Regions from separate parts of the Mus musculus genome. Here region 2 is linked to region 1. A link is a loop called in an ENCODE intact Hi-C map of the cell type or tissue named here. Cell type or tissue: left cerebral cortex. All regions are shown on one strand. Links, peaks and the distances in the headings refer to the core of each region. The heading gives the core; the rest is flanking DNA.

Region 1 (5,848 bases), core at 1-5,000:
CATGGAAAAGCTGCTGGGCAACACCCCGCTGAACTTGGAGCAGAGAAGGGCCTCCTTGGAGGACTTCTATGGAAGCCCGATTCCGAGTGTCTCACTTAAGCTTCTCTCAAACATCAATTCTGTCTTCCTGACCAACACGAACACTGAAAAGCTCGCCTCGAATGTCACGTTCAAGTTCGACTTTACTTCTGTGAGTCCTCCAACTGGAGAGAGGGGAGGGGTGGGGATGCTCTGTGGCTCACCCCCTAACCAAAGTCAAAAGTCAGGGCAGCGCCTCTTGACCTACATGGTACGAGAGAACTAACTCCCAAAGTTATTCTGACTCCTTCCTCCAACACACACACAAAATAAATGTAATAAAAAACACTAAAAATACATAAAAAATTTAAAATCACAGCTGTGGGGTGTGTGTGGTGACACATGCTTTTAATTCTAGTACTTGGGAGGCTCTCTGAGTTTGAGGCCAGCATGGTCTACAGAAATTCAGGATAAAGCTCATAAAGACTCTGTCCCAAAAAATAAAACAGCAAAAAACAAAACTAAATAGATAAAAAAAGAAATAAAATCTGAGCTGGGTGTTGTGGCACAGACATTTTCCTCTCAATTGCTGGGAGGCAGGAAATTCAAGGTTCAAAGCCTGCCTGGAGTGAAGTTAAGGCCCACCTGAGCAACTTGGCAAGACCTTGTTTTCAAACTCAGTGCTACAGTTGGTTGGCATTCAGAAAGTCCCTGGGTTCAGCCCCTAGTACTGCTGAATTGAATGAATGAATGAGCAAACAGATAAGTAACTGTGAGGCAAGGCCAGTAGTTGACTCAATGGTGGAATGCTTACCTGGCATGGTAAGGTTTGGTCTTCAGTATCATAAAATGTTTTAAAAGGGGTGGGGAGATGGCTCAGTGGTTAAGAGCACTGATTGCTCTTCCAGAGGTCGTGAGTTCAATTCCCAGCTCCCACGGTTTCACCAAACCTTAATTTAATTCCCAGCCTGAGTTGGGACCTACATGGTAGTAGAAACCAGTTTTTTTTTCCATATTTTTTATTGGGTATTTATTTCAATTACATTTCCAATGCTATCCCAAAAGTCCCCCACACACTCCCCCACCCATTCCCCTACCCACCCACTCCCACTTCTTGGCCCTGGTGTTCCCCTGTACTGAGGCATATAAAGTTTTCACGACCAATGGGCCTCTCTTTCCACTGATAGCCGACTAGGCCATCTTCTGATTCATATGCAGCTAGAGACACGAGCTCCAGGGGTTATTGGATAGTTCATATTGTTGTTCCTCCTATAGGATTGCAGATCCCTTCAGCAGCTTGAGTACTTTCCCTAGCTCCTTCATTGGGGGCCCGTGATCCATCCAATAGCTGACTATGAGCATCCACTTCTGTGTTTGCCAGGCCCTGGCATAGTCTCACAAGAGACAGCCATATCTGGGTCCTTCTAACAAAATCTTGCTAGTGTATGCAATGGTGTCAGCGTGTGGAAGCTGATTATGGGATGGATCCCTGGATATGGCAGTTTCTAGATGGTCCATCTTTTCGTCTCAGCTCCAAACTTTGTCTCTGTAACTCTTTGCTGTTTGAGGCAGCCTGGAGTGTATGAGATAGTATACATAGACTGAGGACATCCAATAAACCTAGTTTTTGTTTTTAAATTACAATCTGTAGGCAACCATTCCCGCTGGCTCTTTTAATTTCCTTGGCATTTATTACCTGCTACTGCTTGTGATGTTTCAGCTCAGGGCAAGGGCTGGTGTCCTGTTGTTCAGTTGCTGGCTCCTCATGCTCTCTGAGCACAAAGTAGATACTTATGTAGCCAAAAGCAAGGTTCTCAGCTCCCCCAGACTGGCCCTAAGTGTGCTCAAAGTGTGCTTCCGACACCCTCACCACCTATCTGCCCACAGGTGGAGTCAATTGAGCCACGTCATGAGCTGATATGTGCCTTCTGGAAAGCCCACAACGGGAATGGGTACTGGGACACCGACGGCTGCTCAATGAATGGCACTGGCTTCTGCCACTGCAACCACCTGACCAGCTTTGCCATCCTAATGGCTCAGTACCATGTGCAGGTAAGCGGTAAGCTCTAGACCCACAGGTAGCCAGGTGTGCTAGGCAGGAGCATGGTCTCCACTCAAGGGTGTTGTTCAAGCAGGCTCCTTTGGATGGCCCCATGCCTTGCTTTTTAGCTCCTCCCCTGGAATCCTCTTTATGACCCAGTAGCTGATGGATGCAGGCCTCTTGTCTGAGTCACTGCACAACTGTCAAGAACTGCTAAAAGCACACCAGTCTGGGCAGATGAGATGGGTCAGTGAGTAAAGGTGCCTGCAGGTAGCCAACCTAATAACCCGAGTTCCATCTCCAGAAAGCACAGTGACAACAGATACTTCACCCGGCAACCCTCCTCCCCTGCAAATAAAAGGCCCTGTGTAGATTGTTCCAGGTAGTGTAGCTTCCTGAACATGGCTATTACCTGGGCCACATGGTCAGCTTGAATTAGCCAGTTGGCCCTGTAGTCCAAGACAGGATGCAGGATCATAGGTAGGAGGGGTGTGAGGGCACACCACTCATCCTGGTTGCCTGCTCCTAGGACCCAAGGCTGGAATTGATCACCAAGGTGGGGCTGTTGTTGTCCCTGATCTGCCTGCTGCTGTGCATCCTGACCTTCCTGCTGGTGAAGCCCATCCAGAGCTCTCGAACCATGGTGCACCTGCACCTGTGCATCTGCCTCTTCCTGGGCTCAATCATATTCCTGGTCGGCGTGGAGAATGAAGGGGGTGAGGTAAGTTCCAGAGCATGGAGTTAAGTCCTAGGAGTAAGGCCCAGCTGGGGCTCAGTGTGGAGCCAGAACCTGATGGAGCCCCGCTGCTGGGGCATGAGGCTTTGAAGCCCAGTGGTCCTACCGGGCACTGATTCTTCCTAACTCTCCATCCCACAGGTGGGCCTGCGCTGCCGCCTGGTGGCCGTGATGCTGCATTTCTGCTTCCTGGCCGCCTTCTGCTGGATGGCACTGGAGGGCGTGGAGCTCTACTTCCTGGTGGTGCGTGTGTTCCAGGGCCAAGGCCTGAGTACATGGCAACGCTGCCTGATTGGCTACGGGGTGCCCCTCCTCATCGTGGCCATCTCAATGGCAGTTGTCAAAATGGATGGCTATGGGCATGCAACATAGTGAGTGTACTGAAGTGAGGCCCAGGCTGGGCGGGGCCAGGGCTGGGGCACTGACTGATGGGGCACCTTCTCCTCCCCAAGCTGCTGGCTGGACTTTAGGAAGCAGGGCTTTCTCTGGAGCTTTTCGGGACCCGTGGCCTTCATCATTTTCGTAAGTACTCTCTGGGCACTGGAGGCCTGAGCAGCCAGACTGCTAACTCCTTGCAGCCCTATAACCCGAGACCATGATCCCCACTCAGTGCAATGCTGCCATTTTCGTGATCACTGTCTGGAAGCTCACAAAGAAGTTTTCTGAAATCAACCCAAACATGAAGAAGTTAAGGAAGGCGAGGTGAGAGGGGCAGGGAAGGAGGCTTTGGGGCAAGGGCTGGAGACCGGGCTGTTTGCTACAGTTGTCCACCCCCACAGGGTGCTGACCATCACCTCCATCGCCCAGCTCCTTGTGCTGGGCTGCACCTGGGGCTTCGGCCTGTTCCTCTTCAACCCCCATAGCACATGGCTATCCTACATCTTTACCCTGCTCAACTGCCTGCAGGGCCTATTCCTCTATGTGATGCTCTGCCTGCTCAACAAAAAGGTAGGCTGACCAGAGCTGGCTATGGAAGAGCCCAGGGTGGGAGGAGGCAGGGCCAGGCCTGAGTCCCTAGCCCAGCTCCTTTTTTCCCCATAACCTGGTGCCTTGTGTTCACAGGTGAGGGAAGAGTACTGGAAATGGGCCTGCATGGTCACTGGGAGCAAGTACACAGAGTTCAACTCTTCCACAACAGGCACTGGCACCAGCCAAACACGGGTAAGGGGCTGGCCTGCAGTGGGGCTGGGAGGGCAGGCCTAGGTGAGCTCAGCCTCAAAGGCCTCCTTCTCTGCAGGCTCTCAGGTCCTCAGAATCAGGGATGTGAAGGCGAGTTCCATGAAGGACAGCAGCACATACTCACGGCTGTCATTCTGCCTTCTGTTCCTGCCACCTTTCGGCCTTTGACCCCACTTCATATAAAGAAGGGATGCAAACCCAGCAATGAGCCCTGCCACGGGGCAAGGGGTCGCTGGTCCTGCTTCTGGTTGTCTCTGCCTCACCACAGCTACTGCCTACCAGAGAAACAGAATGCAGCCAGCCCAGACCTGCAGCCCACTGCCTGGTACACGAGGCAGGCAGTCCTAGGACAAAGGGAAGAGCCCTTGAGACCTGGGCTCTTTGCCAGGGTGCTGGGTTCAGTTTCCTTAAGCTAAGACTGTGGATGCCACGTCAGCCACTGAAGCCCGCCTGCTGCTGAGGCTCACGGTACAGAGGCCTCGCTGCTCCACATCCAGGGCAGAAGGTCTCACAGCTAAAGACTAGGTTTTGTAATTTTTTTAACCTGTAAACCTTTCAATGTTGACACACAAAATTAAATATCATATTGATAAAAAAGATGGCACGTTTGCTGGTGAGAAGTTTGCTGGCTTGACCCAACCCCATGAGATGTTGACCGAAAGGGATGGGGCTGGAGCCATGCATTCACAATAAAAGTTTATTCTTACATCACTAAAGCTTTGGAACAATAAAAAGAGACATCGATTTGTCACCTAGAAAGAGGTTCTGAAGCAGCAGGTGGGAAAGAGAGTGGCCATGTTGCCCTGGCTACACATACGGTTACCGGCTCTGCTCAACTGTAAAGACAAGAAAGACACAGTGAGTGAGGATAGAGGGCCTTTGCTCCTGAAGCCCCGCTCCTGCCCTGAGTGGCTCCAGGTACTCACTGTATGTGGAGATATCTATTTCCTCTGGAAGCTCAGCTACATTCACTTCAAACCGGTCCTGAACATCATTAAGGATTTTGGCATCATTTTCATCCGATACAAAAGTGACTGCCAGGCCCTTGGTACCAAAGCGACCAGCACGAGCCACCTGCAGAGAGATGGTCAGGAGACAGTCACTCCTGAGGATCTGAGAAGGGTGGGGGAGGTCCTGAGCCCGCCCACACTGGGAGGAGGCGCTCACTCGGTGAAGGTAGGTGTCTGAGTCCTCTGGCATGTCATAGTTGAAGACAATGTTGACTCGCTCAATGTCCATACCTCTGCCAAACAGATTAGTAGCCACCAGGATTCGTCGCTGGAAGTCCTTGAACTGCTGGTATCGGGACAGGCTAGAGCGGGAGACAAGCAGAGGCATTAAACCCGAGTCCCAGGTGTGAGCAGCCTTGGCCCTGGTGGACATCACTCACTCATGCACTCACCGCTCCTCCTGGGCCATGCCTCGGTGAATAGCGATAGCTGGGAAATTCTGCTCCACTAGGAGCTGGGCCAGGGCCATGCAGCGTTGCACAGACTTGACAAAGATCACCACCTGAAGAAGAAGGGTGTTTAGGCGCATAGATAATCACCCCACAGGCCCATATCTTGGTGTGGAAGGAAGGAAGGAAGGAAGCATCACCTGGTTAAACTCTAGCACGTCGAGGAGGTCGAAGAGCTTACGGTTCTTCTCACTGTCCTTGAGCTTGACGTAATACTGCTGCAGCCCATGCAGTGTGAGCTTGGTCTCGTCGTCCACAAACACCTCCATAGGCTGTGTGGGGAGGGAAGCAGGAAGGGGCGAGTAGGGCTCACTTCTGGGCGTCTCATGTGCCCGGAACCTTCCAGAGAGCAGCTCCTCTGTATTGATGATTCCCAGAGGGCCTGTTGCACCCAACCTCAGTAAACAATTCTCTC
Region 2 (5,913 bases), core at 574-5,573, 170 kb before region 1:
GAGCCAAAGCTACCACTGCCTAGACTTATAGTTTATTTGTTTTTTTGGTTTTTTTTTTTTTTTTTGGTGGGGGGAGGCTATAAAGCTGAACCCGGGGCCAAAACCAGGCACTTAAGCAATATAGACAACTCAGTGCGGGGGTTGGGGTGTGGGTTCAGGGGAGCGGAATCCAGAGAGGTAAGAACAGAGCTTGGAAGCTGCCGCGCTGAGAATCCGTTTTACGAAGGATGGGTGCAACTCTTAAGATTGATGGCTGAGGAGAAGCAAAAACTGGGCTTGGATCCTTGGGGAAGGGAATCCACCCAAAAGCAGCCTAAATACCGAATCCGGCAGCTTATTCAAGTTCAACGTCCAGCTGAATGTTAGCACTGCCTTAGGAGTGCAGATAAACCCTGATGTGGATTTTTCAGAGAATGTGATGTGCTGAGGTTAGAGCAGGAGGTGTGGGGTGGGGTGGGGGATGGGGTGGGTTAAAAGTCCATCTCAGTGTGCATGGAAGGTGCTGTTCTGCCTGCTGAGTGGGTTAAAGTCAGGAAAAGGTTTGAGAGTGGAAGAACTTGGGTGGGTCTTGAATAGGAACAAAGATTATCCACAAAAGCCTTAATGTATAGGCCATTAACCTGTTCCCAAAAAACCCTTCTATGTAGCTCCTCCTGGTGGGAGATTGGGCGGGGAGGCACCGTTGCGTGGACAGGGAAAAGGGGCCACTACCAAAAATTTCATTCCTACTTCTTTAAAAGACACACTTCTCTTCCAGGATTAAGGGTCCTTGGTTCTTCAAAACCAAACTTCAGGGAGGAGTACTTATGTGAGGTGCTACCCCCACCCAGGGAAGACTCCATGTTTGAAGAGTGTCAGCTATGAACCTAAGTGACCAGGGGACTGAATCCAGGGAACCAAAGATACACTACACCTCGAGTGCAGGAAAGATCCTATCCTTTTTGTGACTGACTGATAGAGAGGAGGGTCCCGTCTCTCTGTGCGTTTCCTACTTTGACATATCAACGGATCTCTAGAAAGCTCTACTCCCCTAGCAAGTGGTGTGTGTGTGTGTGTGTGTGTGTGTGTGTGTGTGTGTGTGTGTGTTTTACTGAGGCTGAGGTGTTCAGTGGCCTAGCTGTGGTTGCCCAGCATGTGTAAGGGCCTGGATTCTATCTCCAGCCCAAATGGAGAGGGAGGAGTCCTTTAGCTACTAGCTTCCTTTCTCCAGCAGCCCACCCATCTCTTCTGCAAAAGCAATCCAGGAGATAGTTTGAACTAGCACGCTCCATTATGAAGAAAAGTCGTGATATATATATTTTTTAAGGACCAAGGCTCAGTTTGGAAAAATCCTAGCAGGATGTCCCCTCCCCCTCCCGCTTTCCAAAACCCTTCTCTCCCCCAATTCTGGTGGCCGGTGGTGCGCCCCTGGTGGCGGCCGAATTGGCTTGCCAGCCTCCATCCTAACCGTGGCTCTTGGGTTCTTGGGCAGAGGGCTCAGAAGGCAAAGGATGCAGGGAGGTTGTGAACACGAAGAGTCACCCGCACACCCCGGACTCTGCCTGCGCAGTCGCAGTGGAGGCTGCGCCGGCAGCCGGGCTCCGGGAACCAAAGCGTGCACGCGCGCGCGCAGACTCGCCCGCTGCGGGTACCTCTAACCCTCTACTCCTTAGAGGTACCCGAGGCCTGGATAGGGTGCAGTTCACTCTAGCATCCTGCCTTTCACGTTGGGACCTTATGCAGAGTGACCACGTCGTTCCTTGGCATTACATTCTGTACACCTGGTCCCATTAGATCCTTATGCACAGGCTGTCCTGCGTCTTGGGTTACCCTAAGTCTATAGGCACGACACCCCATCTTTTGAGCACCGTGTACTTGAGGACACCGATGTGCAGAGTGTCTGGGCATGAAGATACCCAATGTTCTGCATCATTGTGATCCCATAGCCTGAGCATCTAGCATGTTGGACACCTCATTCCAAGACATAATGGTACCCTTCTGGGCTCTCAGTGTGTGGGGCCTACGGTCTCTGGCTCAGTAAACCCTTGTTTCTAGGGTTCCAAATTTGTCTCAGCCCAACTCCTTCCAGGAGATGCCTGCTGCACCTGCAAGATCGATGTGACCTGTCGAGGGAGCTGGATGATTGGGGTTTGTGCACTCTTGCGGTCCCTGGGGGCTTCCTGTACTGGATCCCTTGAGCAATTTCTGAGCTCCTTCCAGTACCACACTCAGAACCCACTCAAGTGAACAGTGAGATAAAGGCCTCACTGAGCGCTGGACATCGTGAGCATACCTTTAACTCCAAAACTCAGTTCGATGGCAGTGAACAAATTATCTCCTCTGGGACTGACATTCTAATTGGTGAAACAAACAAATACTACAAGGTCCTGCAAATGCATAAACGATGCCACCAAGACACAAGTGTCACCAAGGAAAGGAAATAAAATGAACCCAGAAATGGTGGCAGGCTTTGCAATGTAGGAGTGGGACAGAAGACTGCATTCACGGTAGACTCTCATAGCTTCAGCGCTACGCTCTTTAGTTGGGGGAGGTCCCTGGAGGTCTCTCCAGGAAGATGGGGTTTGAATAAAGAGCTGAGAAAAGGGAGGAGCCTCAGGGTTGGGGAGGGAATATGAGGAAGGTCCTGCCAGGCAGATTGAACAGCCTTTTCCAGGGTCCAGAGGCAGGAGCATTGAGCAGATCAGTGAAGGCCCCTTCAGATGAGAGGGAGGAGGTACTGAGTACGTTGGCTTAGTGGGCCATGAGACAGAAACTATGGGAAGGAAGGGCGAGAAGGAACTCAAGTGTGCACAGGTCCTAATGGCCACTAGGGGGAGAGTGTGGGGTAGAGAGCAAATGCCAGAGACTGCTGATAACGGATAGTGTGCTGGTGGAGGATAGCAATGGAGATGGGGAGGAAGATGTGAGGGGCTAAGATGTGCTTCTGCAGTAGGGCACCTGCCTAAGATCCCTCCGTGAGGATTGAGGAATGTCAGTCAATCTTAGAGCGCTGGCTCAGAATCTGCTCTTGGGAGGAGCTGGTAGGGCTCTTGCCAGGGTCTATCGAAGGCCATGTTCCAATCCCCAGCACAGCAAGGAAGTGGAGTGAGGACAGATGCAGGGTAGCTGAGCATCAGAAGGAGTGGGGATATTTGGAGGTTAGCTGTAATATTTACATTTGACCCACCAACTAGCAAGCACTAAAGCAAGTCAGCCCTGGGGGCATGGCCCAGGTGTGAGAAGACCCCCTTCTCCATCTCACAGAAGGACAGTCGAGGTTCCAGATCTCACAGAGCAATTACAGAACTGGAGTCAAAACTGGACAAGGAGGCACATTCTGTAATCTCAGCGTTCTGGAGGCTGAGGTAGAAGTGCCCTGAGTTTGAAGTCATGTAGTATGATAGTATATGACTCCGTTGGTGTGAAATATCAAAAGAATAGAGACAGGAAATGGTGGTCCGAGACTGGGAGAGAGAGGGCAGTGGTGGATAATAGGGTTTCCTATGGCGGGGGTGTGAGACTGGTAGACATGTCGTGGACCTAGACACGTGCCCTGGGCTGTCCGTCCTGGAGTGTTGAGCACTTACTTTTACATAATAATATTTTAGCCTCGGTTTTTAAAAATAATGTGCGTGGAACAGCAAAATGGCTCAGCAAGTAAAGGCATTTGCTACCAAACATGATGATCTGAGTTCGATTCCTGGAACTCACATAGCAGAAAGAGAGAACTGACTCTCACACGTTGTCCTCTGAGCTATACCCACACTCATGCACACATGCAGTGTGCACACACACACTAAATATATATTTAAAAAGTTATAGGGGTGACTTGAGAGAGCTGGGGAGTCGGAAGCTGACCATCAGACGAGAGGTTGGTGAGTGAAGGCATAGGACACAAGGGAAGGAAGAGTGGCTGGGTTTAGAGTATGCTGTAGAGACACTCCTTAACCCTTGCACCTCCACGTGCCTAGCACCCCGACCTTCGCATTCCTCTCCACAGTACTGCCCACCTTAGAGTGTTCTTGTCTGTCGTGCATGTCCTCTGCTGCCGGCACTCGTGTTGAAAGCTTGGTCCCAGCTTGGCACTGTTGGGAGTCAGTACATACACCTTTGGGAGTTGGAGCTTTATAGAGGTCTTTGAATCACAAAGTGCCTTAGTTATTTTCTGTTGCTGTAATACAACATCATGGCTAAGGCACTTAGAAAAGAAGGAGTTTATTTGGGGTTTACAGTTTCAGAGGGTCAGAACCCATGACCACCATGGTGGGGAACATGGCAGCCATTGGGCAAGCAAGGTGCTGGAGCAGTAGCTGAGAACTCACATCTATGACACAGGCTCAAGGCAGAGCCAGCTAACTGGGAATGGTGTAGATTTTAAACCCCAAAGCCCACCCTCATGACACACCCCCTCCAACAAGACCACGCCTTCTAACCCTTCCCAAACAGTTCCACTAAGTGTTCAAGACCAAGTGTTCAAACATATGAGCTTCTGGGGGCTATTCTCATTCAAACCACCACACTGAGGGTGACTGAAGAAAACTGTGAGGGTCTCCTCCCTTCCCATCTCCCCCTTTTACTTCCTGTTTAGGAACTGAATGGTGTGTTCTTCACATCTACTACCAAGAAAGATATGTTGCCTTTCTGCAGGCTATATGATTATGGAGGGAACCTCCAAAACTTTGGGCCAAAGATATGTCTTTGGGGCTGATGTGCTACCAGGAACCCAGTCGGTCCCGTTAAAATAAACCGTGGTTCTTTCCCCAGCCACTAGGGGCCGCTGTCCTACTGTTCTGTGACTGCAGGTGAGCCAGCTCGTCCCTTCTCCCCAGGTGTGCAGGAGGCACAGCTACCTCCCCAGCCTGGAGAAGGGGAAAGCTGAGGTCTGATGGGCTGGAGGGAAGGAGAATGCAGAGAGTGCCTGAGATGGGGACTGGGGGAAGAAAAAAGTGTGTGGGGACAGGGGTGGGGAGGAGGTGAGACAGGACTGGCAGTGTTGTAGAGACTGGCAGGAGGGAGCAGTGGTATAGGAGTAGAAAGGAGTTTGGAAGATGCCACCCCAGACATACTTATGAGTGAGATCAAGAGATAGATGAGTAGATAAAAAGGAAGAAGGGTCCTTAAGAGATCCTGAATGCTTACTGGTGATGGTTTGGCTGATGCCTGGAGCAAGCTGAGTTGACTGGGGTGTAGGACTGGTCTGTAAGATGGTGAGCATCACCAGGGAAGCTGATAGGAAGGAAGTGGGGGAGGGAGGGAGAAGGGCGAGAGAAAGCTCGAGCTGGAGCTAGTGAGCATTCATTGGATGGTAGGAAACGTTAGAGAACCCCAGGGAGCCAAGGCAAAGGTGGAAGGTGAAGGTCAGGGAGAGCCTTGGAGAGGACACTGGGGCCTCCTCAAGCAGAGGCTGCCTCAGCAGTGTGAATGATGGGGAGGCTGGCAGACTGAAGATGGAAGTAGGCAGCAGGGAGTGGTGGGGTCTGAGGCCCTGTGGAAGGGCCAGATGGGACTGAAGGGGTCCTGTGTGTGAGAAAGAGAGATCTGAGGATAGAGAGAGATTGGGAAAGGACAGAAAAGACAAGAGTGGTTTCCAGGGAGGTGGGGCAGTAGCTGGGGGTGGGGGGAGGTATGGGCAGTTCCTAATCTCAAGTAGGCCTGCTGAAGTGACAAAGCCAGTACCGACCCAGGGCTGAAGACAGGCAGTGGGGTAGGAGGGAGCCAGTGGGGACAGAGGGCAACAGCTCAGAGAACTGCAGTCACGCCTCTCTCCCTCTCACTGAAGCTCAGTTTCTACAACCCCAACGGGAGCTGCTCTGTTGAAACAGTAGATCCTGCAGAAGCCAGAACCCAGCGTGGCTGTGTGGGTTCTCCTTTCCTTACCAAAGCCCATGTCTGATTTATAGAGAGACCTTGGGTTCTGTTTTTTTGGGCTTGTGG

The links. A loop is a pair of places that touch in the nucleus more often than their neighbours do. Peaks named below come from ENCODE experiments on the same cell type or tissue, not always from the same donor. Only the 100,000 strongest peaks of a DNase experiment are listed, where the experiment ranks them.
Region 2: it touches region 1 in a loop (4-fold over the local background); 23 of 42 quality-filtered maps call a loop at or near these places.

What each region holds. Positions count from the first base shown.
Region 1 is chr8:83,722,087-83,727,934 of GRCm38, reverse strand. Ddx39a (DEAD box helicase 39a) reads right to left here. Exons shown (of 11, transcript NM_197982.3): 7 at 5,574-5,705; 8 at 5,377-5,486; 9 at 5,142-5,286; 10 at 4,901-5,048; 11 at 4,584-4,810. The coding sequence ends at 4,794. It overlaps Adgre5 (adhesion G protein-coupled receptor E5), which reads left to right. Exons shown (of 20, transcript NM_011925.2): 12 at 1-190; 13 at 1,906-2,070; 14 at 2,589-2,780; 15 at 2,937-3,166; 16 at 3,248-3,317; 17 at 3,406-3,497; 18 at 3,575-3,743; 19 at 3,858-3,956; 20 at 4,033-4,684. The coding sequence ends at 4,062. Mir1668 (microRNA 1668) reads left to right here and starts at 3,951; the gene lies at 3,951-4,057. In left cerebral cortex, for the core only: a CTCF peak has its summit at 2,958 (motif pointing left); a DNase peak (open chromatin) is centred at 2,987.
Region 2 is chr8:83,892,973-83,898,885 of GRCm38, reverse strand. All of the region lies in intron 1 of Gm26721 (predicted gene, 26721), which reads left to right. Among named protein-coding and RNA genes, the nearest start is that of Gm26721, 3.8 kb to the left of the region's middle. In left cerebral cortex, for the core only: CTCF peaks have their summits at 687 (motif pointing left), 1,410, 2,809 (motif pointing right) and 4,747 (motif pointing right); DNase peaks (open chromatin) are centred at 1,507, 2,797 and 4,749; H3K4me3 peaks cover 669 bases; H3K27ac peaks cover 920 bases.